Regions from separate parts of the Homo sapiens genome. Here region 2 is linked to region 1. Evidence: chromatin loops called from intact Hi-C (ENCODE). Cell type or tissue: Calu3. All regions are shown on one strand. Links, peaks and the distances in the headings refer to the core of each region. The heading gives the core; the rest is flanking DNA.

Region 1 (5,649 bases), core at 1,964-4,463:
ATTCATTATAATGCTAAATAAATGTTTTATATACACCTTTGGGCCTTAGTTTTTATCTGTAAATTGGGAGTAATAATAATACTGACTGCATGGGGTTGTTGTGAGGGTCAAGTGAGTGAATACATGTCCAGTGTTCAAAACTATGCCTGAACCAGAGTAGGAGGACTTAGTCTTATCATTAGCCCAGGACCTTCTGTGACTCATTTGAAGACACGTTGGCCATTGATTCATCCCCCAAACACTGAATGTTTGGTGGGTGTCAGCAGGGTTCTAGAGTCATCCTGACTCTGCCACTTACTCTGAGCAATTTCTGTAGTTTTATACAGATGCCTCTTCTGCATCCATGATACGAGAAGAATAATTGCACCTACTTTGCAAAGTGCAGATGAGCATTAAATGGGTCAGTCCATGGAGAGAGCCTAGTACAGTGCCTGGCAAGTGAGAACCCTCAAAAAATGCTAGTTATTTTTAGCATGAGATTCTGCTTTAAAGAAGCATCTGGTCTAGCTAGCCCAGAAACAGAAAATTATAACACCACAAGCTAGGGGTGGCCACTCTTCACACACTGCCCTTGTGTAAGCCCCATCAATGCCCTCAAGTCAAAGATCCTCCAGGAACGCATCTGATGTGAAACAGAATTGGGTTTGCTCTTCATGGTGAGATCCGCTCACACCATGAGTATCCATGAAGTGTCTCAGAAAGAGGGTGTTAGAAAGGGATTGTTATGGGAGTGTTGGCTGATTTCAGCTGAATCAGTACGTTAGCTGATTTCAGGGAGCACTCAAGGAACTGGGGGATCTGTGCGGGATGGAAGCTGTCAGATATAACATACGGAAATTTAATGATTATCTTCATTTTTCTTTAGTGGGTAGGAGGATAGAAGTAGAGCTAGAGTTGGCCAGGCGCGGTGGCTCACACCTGCAATCCCATGTAATCCCAGCACTTTGGGAGGCCGAGGCAGGTGGATCACAAGGTCAGAAGTTCGAGACCAGCCTGGCCGACATGATGAAACCTTGTCTCTACTAAAAAAATAAATAAAAATAAAAATACAAAAACTAGCCAGGCATGGTGGCATGCACCTGTATTCCAAGCTACTTGGGAGGCTAGGCAGGAGACTCGCTTGAACCCAGGAGGCGGAGGTTGCAGTGAGCTGAGATCGTGCCACTGCACTCCATCTCAAAAAAAAAAAAAAAAAAAAAAGAGGTAGGGATAGAGTTATGATCGAAGAAGAAGCAGTAGTCACTCCCATTAGCCAGGAGAGGGGGGTATTTGGTCATTTTTGCAGTTATACAGTGTCTGTTTTTATCTCTGTTCAGGCATAATTACAGAGTTGTCTTGTTTTTGTCTTGTTCCATCACATCCTTGAAAGTTCTCATCTGATATCAACATTCTGCCTGTGTTCACCAAGGCAACAGCATGACCCAACTGGTAGCAAATAAGCCAGCAATTAGCTATCAGCTGTAGGGTGACCAACCATCCCAGATTGTCGGGGACTGAGAGGCTTCCCAGGATACAGGACTTTTCACTCTAAAATGGGGAAAGTCCCAGGCCAACAGGACTGAAGTCAGTCACCAAGCTGCCAGGGCTTTCTTTTTCTCTCTCAGCCTTCACCTTTTTAATAACATGTCCTATGAATTACCCAATTTATACTTTTCTTTATTGACTCATTTGTCTGCATATGAGGATGTGCTTTAGAGGCAGACAAGTCCCATCTCTATCACTTACTAGCCATGTGACCTTGAGCAAGTTGCTCAATGTCTCTGAGTCTTGGTTTCCTCCTCCCTAAAATGAGGCTGGTGCATACTCTATGCAAAGCCTTACTTGAGATAATGGCATCCTCAGCAATGCCTTGGACGTCGTAGATGCTCCATTAATGTTACTCCTGTCCTCCCCAAATCCCATCTCTACCCCATTCCTTATCAGCTTTGCACCATTTCGTGCAAAGGCCTTGAATCTACAGTGACATCTCTGAACCTTATTTTTATAGCTCTTAGCACAGCTCCAGGTGCCTAAAAACACTTTAAAAATTAATTTAAAGGATGTTATCTCTGCTCCTTTTTCTGTTCTTCAGTTCCTCCCCTTATTTCCTTATTGCCTTCGTTTTTTGTTGTTGTTTTTTTTTCAGTTCAGTTTCAATACAGACTGCAAAAATTGCCCATGCCGACTATATTTTAAATCATCATGGCAGGGTATTGGGAAACATTTTCAACTAGCCATAATCGGGCCTCGGATAAACCTCATGGGCTACCATACTGCCACTGTGCAAAGCTACCATTATTTCTTATACTTTTCTATCCCCTTTTCCTGCAGGAAATTCAGACCTGTAAGTAACAACGATTGTAATAAACTACATTTCTAGACCCCTTTGTAGCTTATAAAATGCTTTTGACAAAAGAAAAAAAAGAACCTGAGAGGCAAGTACTATTACTCTCCTGTTTACAGATTAGCAAACTGAGGCTTAGAGAAGCCATGTGCCTGATTCAAAATCAGAAGACTAGTAATGAATGAGAACCAATGCTTTGAGTCTCTGCTCTGCTCTAAAACAGCTTTCCTCAGATACTCAAACCCAGATGTCAATACATCCCCATGCTTCACACACCAAGGGTCATGGATCAGGCCTCTTGACCAGATGTTGCTATTGAGACAAGCAGCTGTCATTTGTAATATCCTGTGCTGTCCCCCAGGGTCCATGGCTCAGTTTCACTTTAAATCCAGCCACAGCTCTTGCCAGACCAATGAGAAACTCCCATTTGAGGTGGAACCACTGAAATCTGATTCAGAGCTCTCTGCTAGTTCTTCCTCTGACTGTCAATTCAGCTTAAGCCCTGGCAGCTGGACTTAGTCGGGGCTGGATAACTCTAACTTCCCTTGACTTGCCATCTCCTTCCCCATTGCCCAAAGAAGGAATGCCAAATGGACTCACACTTGTCGCCCTTTGGAATCCCTTACGTGTCATTGCCTAAGCAGAAATTACAAATAAGGCTTTGGTATTTAATTCAGACCAGTACCAAAATATTTCCCTGTCTAGAGTTCTTCCATGAAGAAAGCATTTATAGTATGCAGATGGTGGGGGCGTGGGCCTGCAGGCGGCCCAGGAATGCAAGTCAACAGCCTTGAGTCTTACTAGAAGAGGGGTGTGGACACCGGGCGCCTTTCCAGGGTAACCCAAGTAGGTGGAGTTTGTGGTAAGGCAGAAAAAGGCTAGGACTTGGGGCCAGCAGAGCCAGGTTTAAATGCTAGTTCCCATGTTGACAGGGTGAGTTGCACATGGTGAGTTGCTGCATGCTAAGCATTCAGTCTCTCCTAAGCTCTTCTTCGTAAAAAAAAGCAATGCCTGTCCTGCCCTTCTCTTTAGGGTGGTCTCGAGGTAATGGACATAAAAGCACTTTAGAAACTGGAAATCGCCAGACAAGTATAGGCTGTTAATATTACAGTGCAATGTCTAAAGTCTGTGATAAATTTTTCAGGCAGATTCACTATGCATTCCAATTCTCTTTGGTCTTTGTTTTTCTTCCAGTTCCCTTAATCTGTCTCCCTGCACAAGCTCAAAGTTGCCGAAGAATAGGTCTGCGTTTGTTTCATATTTCACACACTTCTTCAAGCAGTATTCCAACTCAAAAAGATAGTCTGAGGAAGCTTAAGTGATTGAAAGGAGAAGGAAAACACTTGGCTCAAAATATGATTTTTGGTTTTTGTTTCTCTAGTCTAGAGGAAAATTTTAGATTTTGATTTGGAGGAGAAAAAACAGAAAAGTTAGAGAAATTGAAGCCAGGCGTGGTGGCTGATGCATGTAATCCCAGCACTTTGGAGGTGTAAGGAACATGGCTGTGCTGCAGCCAAGCAGGCATAGGGCAGCAGGCATAGACCGAGGAAAACAGCCTAGAAGACTCAGCAGGATTGGGGCGCACGCACACACTCCCATGTCTCATATAATCATAGCCATGTAGACACAACATAGAGAAGCTCCCCACCTGGCTCTCAGCCACTATTGTCTGTGTAGGTATAAATGTAACACTGACCCTGTGAGGGGCTGCTGAATAAAGCCATGTCTCAACTACCTGCTGTCTCTCGAGTGTTCTTCCAGCTCCCTGCCCCACATCCACTCACTCCCCTCAGCCCTCAGCTGGGGCTGGAACCTGACCCTGAGCACGACAACTGGCGAAGTCGGCAGGATGAGGTGAGTGAGTCTTCAGCCTTTGAGAATCCCGGGTCTGCTATGTGGCCGCAGCATGGGCTGTGGTACCCAGTGGCAGAGGTGCTGCTTGGATGGGCCCCAGTGGAAATATGGGAGGCAGTAACGGGTCTCCTGCGAGTGTGGAGAAGGCACTGAAGCAGCTGGAAGCTCACAGCACCAAGAAGGAATGCACCTTCGCTGGCGGAGTCGGATGAGCATTTCTGACTGCACTAGGCAGAGTACATGCTCAGTCCCACAGGTAAGGGACCTCCCAGCGCAAGCCACGTGCCTGGGGGCCCAAGTGCACAGCTTAGACCAGGACCTGGGGGTGGGGGACCTGCAGGCACAAGCAGGGCGCTTGGAGGCCCAGATAAGCAGCCTGGAACAGGAGTTAGCAATGGCTGTTAGTGCGATCTTCAGCCAGTCGTCCCAGTCAGACACTTCTGTTGGATCTGATGCTAAGGAGGAGGGGCTCCTTCCCTGCGGGCTCGCCCTGTGATCCGTCAGAAGGTAGAACATGAGGAGCCGATGGGACCCCAGGGGAGAGCCCAGGACCCCCCACAACAGTGGTGGAACACACTTCTTATAGTGCTTATACCCCCACTGAGTTGCAGGAGTTGAGTAAACAGTGTTGGCAGCGCCCAGGGGAGCCCCTGCCAGCCTGGCTACTCCGTTTTTGGGATGAGGGGGCTGATAGCATTTCTTGCTCTGCCTCCGAGATGGAGAAGCTGGCCTCTATTACAACTCACTCCTCCCTTCGTCAGACACTGCAGCTGTGCCAATCATTGGCACACGGGCAAGGTGTGGACATTAATAGAGTGGCTGATGGCAGCCATATGGACTGTTTGGAATGATGCCAGAGAGATATCAAAAATTGTGAGTAAATGGCAATCATATTCTGATTTGGTGCAGGTACTCTGGGAGATGGGCAGGTGACAGGCTATGTTTTATCTGAATATCCAGGGGCCAGAACGTTTTACCTCCCACATGAGGGATCTTGTGCTGGGCTCAGCGCCCCCGAGTGCTTTTGGCTAGAGTGCTTTTAGCACCCCCATATATGGGGCACCGCATATATGAAGTGACTACTGGCTGAGGTAGTAGACACAACACAGAGAAGCTCCCCACCTGGCTCTCAGCTACTATTGTTTGTGTAGGGTATAAATGTAACGCTGACCCTGTGAGGGGCTGCTGAATTGGCTTGTAGGCGATTGGCCCATTTGGGGCTAAGCGATGTGGCAAGACCTCTGGGAAATAGGTCATCAGAAATAGGTAACTATTATGTGTCAGGTCATGTGCCTTTGGCCACCCCCTGTAATGTTGAGGCGGATGCCTTAGCCAAGGTCTGATGGTTAGAGTCGGCACCTACACAAGATGTAGCTTTGTGGCTACACAGGAAACTGGGACAGTTTCTGAACTGATGTACTGAACTGATGTAACAGGTCAGTAGGTACTGGGGTCTGTCTTTGCCTTCGCAG
Region 2 (2,500 bases), core at 1-2,500, 320 kb after region 1:
TAATAATAATTTGTAGCTATGCTTTTTGATGAGTTGCACACTGAGTGCAATATGTTGGCTGCAGAATGACCATCTTTGCAGAAGCAACTCTAAGGAAAGTGATGCCACGCTAAGCACAGAGTGAGTTCTCAATAAGTAGACCGACTTGAGCGGAAGACAGAAACAGTTAAGTGGAGTTGGCATTTCCCTGGTTGGCACCAAGGTCTCAGGGTTATTTCGACCACAAAATTAAGTTCCAGCTCCTAGCTACTAACAGAGTCACAATATGCAGCATGGTGATGGTCAAAAGGCCTGAGCAAGTTCAAAGCGCCGTCTCTGCCGGCTTTGGAACCGGTTTCTGTGGGAAGCAGGACTCTGTTGCTGGGGCAGGCAGATGCTTGTGTCCATTTGCCTAGAGGCAGTAAATGTGGGGCTGGCTGGCTGGCTGTTGGGGAGCTAGGACTGGAATATGGGGTGGGCCAGTGGGCCTTGCTGCATGTAGACTCTGTGCTGGCTGTGTTGGCTAGTTAGTTACCCAACTTTATTTCAAAAAATGTGTTTCGAACCTTCAGATCGACTAGCCTATCTAAAAAGAGAACTTAGAAAGTTATTTTTTTTAAAAAAAGTCTTCTTCCTACGGATTTCCTGAACATGGCCATTATATTCTAATTCTCTTGAGGCTAGATCACTTATCAAATTTTCATTTCTTTTCAGAAGTAATTAGGAGTGATGCTACCTTGAATCCAGGTGTGAATTTTTATTGATTTTTGAGGATTTGGCCACGTGTTCCTTTATCCAAGCCTGTCTTCTGCTCCATCTTATCCAAACAAACATTGAACCAGCAATATTCCCAAGTATTCCAACTTGAGAAAAATCTTGTGTGTCTTGAGAAAAATCATTTCCATGACTTATTAATGAACTAACTAGGGATAATTTTCATAGGGTTCGTTAACTCAGATTTATCATAGAATACAATTTAATAAGAAACAATTAAATGGAGTAATTGAATTCAAGTCCTTTTTTGAGTAATGATGTTAGCATTCAATGACCCCCCCTGCCCATGGTTATTGAAGTTATCAATGTATCAATTTTCCCCTTGAAGAAAATCAGCTGCAAATCTCTTCGTCAATGCATGGGCCGCCTCTCATCTGCCCCCTGCAGGCCTAGCCCTTCCTTTTCCCGTCCCTGCTCTGGTCTATGGGGCTGCTGTGTGTATAGAAAAAAATGAAAGGACTGATGACCATGTAGATAATGTTTTTCCAAACATACCATCGAGGCTGTGCTACAAAAGTGATCCAGTTTGGTGGTCCTTTCTCTTTTAGAGATGCCTGTTTTGACAATTCCTCCTTACAGTCTGCTTTAATATTTAAAAGAAGGCAGTGGGGGCTTTAGGTTAAAATTAAAGTTTCAGAGGCCTGTGTATCTTTCTCAGACTGGTTGAACTTGGAACTGTGCAACTTTTCTCAACAATTTTGCCAATTAAAAAAGTCCCTTTAGCTGTAGATGCTGAGAAGGCTGGGCCTTTGGTTCTGCTCCTAAATGGGAGTGGGGAAGGTGCTCACAGAACGATGCCAAGCACCACTGCTGTACAACTTCTGTTTTATTTTTGTGTGCTTTTTTTATAGGATATAAATAATGACAAAAATTACAAAATTTATAACTGGAAGCCCAAGCTTATTTACACATATGCTTCTGTTTCAGCAAAGCTCCTATTAACTTTGCTCCTATACAATTGCCTCCTGGTACCATATTTTAGTGTTATTTAACTCTCATTTTGCTACATACATATCAACAGTGAATAGGCAAAATATATACAAGGAACTGTTCAGTTCAAGTAATTTAATATTGTATTAAAATTCTTCAACACTGAACTAAAACCGTATACATTTGTTAGTTTGAAATAAAATGTAGTTATTCTTCAAAACTCACCAACTGATGAATGTAACTGATCATCTCAGTTAGGTTTAAAATAATGTCAGTTAATAAAAAAACATTAAGACAATTCCACAATTTATCAATATCGCTATAATGAACTTCAAAATGATTCACAATATGATTGTTAGAACAATATACATTAAAATGTTATTTTTTTCTATAATGATATTGGTACTGTTTATATAATTTGATTCTACATAAATATACATTATGGTATCATACAAATACTCCACAGAGACATTAAAAAATTAAAATACCTTAAAGAAATGTAAGTAAATTTTATTTAATCAAATAGTAAGCAAACTTTTTTTTTGTTTGTCTCAAGAAAAGTTTTATTACTTTGGAATTTCTTCTTTTTTTTTTTTGTATTTATTTTTTCTAGAAAAAGAAATTTTTGCAATAGAATTTTATTAACACCTTTCTCAAACAAGGTTTCCATGACAGAAATCTTGACAGCAGGAGCACTAGATTTTTTTTTTTTTAACATGTTCTTTAAAACACTGTGAAGATTAAAAAACAATCTTGGCAGGCTGATGGCTGCGTCAGCACTTCCGGGCCTCCTGCTCTAGGGAGCATCACCAGTATT

Evidence for each region. Hi-C counts contacts between places; a loop is a spot of excess contacts. Peaks named below come from ENCODE experiments on the same cell type or tissue, not always from the same donor. Only the 100,000 strongest peaks of a DNase experiment are listed, where the experiment ranks them.
Region 2: it touches region 1 in a loop (4-fold over the local background); 4 of 110 quality-filtered maps call a loop at or near these places.

What each region holds. Positions count from the first base shown.
Region 1 is chr12:98,415,769-98,421,417 of GRCh38, forward strand. It overlaps the pseudogene RNU4-41P. Among named protein-coding and RNA genes, the nearest start is that of TRD-GTC1-1, 85 kb to the right of the region's middle. In Calu3, for the core only: no CTCF peak of the experiment used is centred there; a DNase peak (open chromatin) is centred at 3,123.
Region 2 is chr12:98,742,413-98,744,912 of GRCh38, forward strand. It overlaps ANKS1B (ankyrin repeat and sterile alpha motif domain containing 1B), which reads right to left. Exons shown (of 27, transcript NM_001352186.2): 27 at 1,562-2,500. Among named protein-coding and RNA genes, the nearest start is that of APAF1, 98 kb to the left of the region's middle. In Calu3, for the core only: a CTCF peak has its summit at 1,128 (motif pointing left); a DNase peak (open chromatin) is centred at 1,139.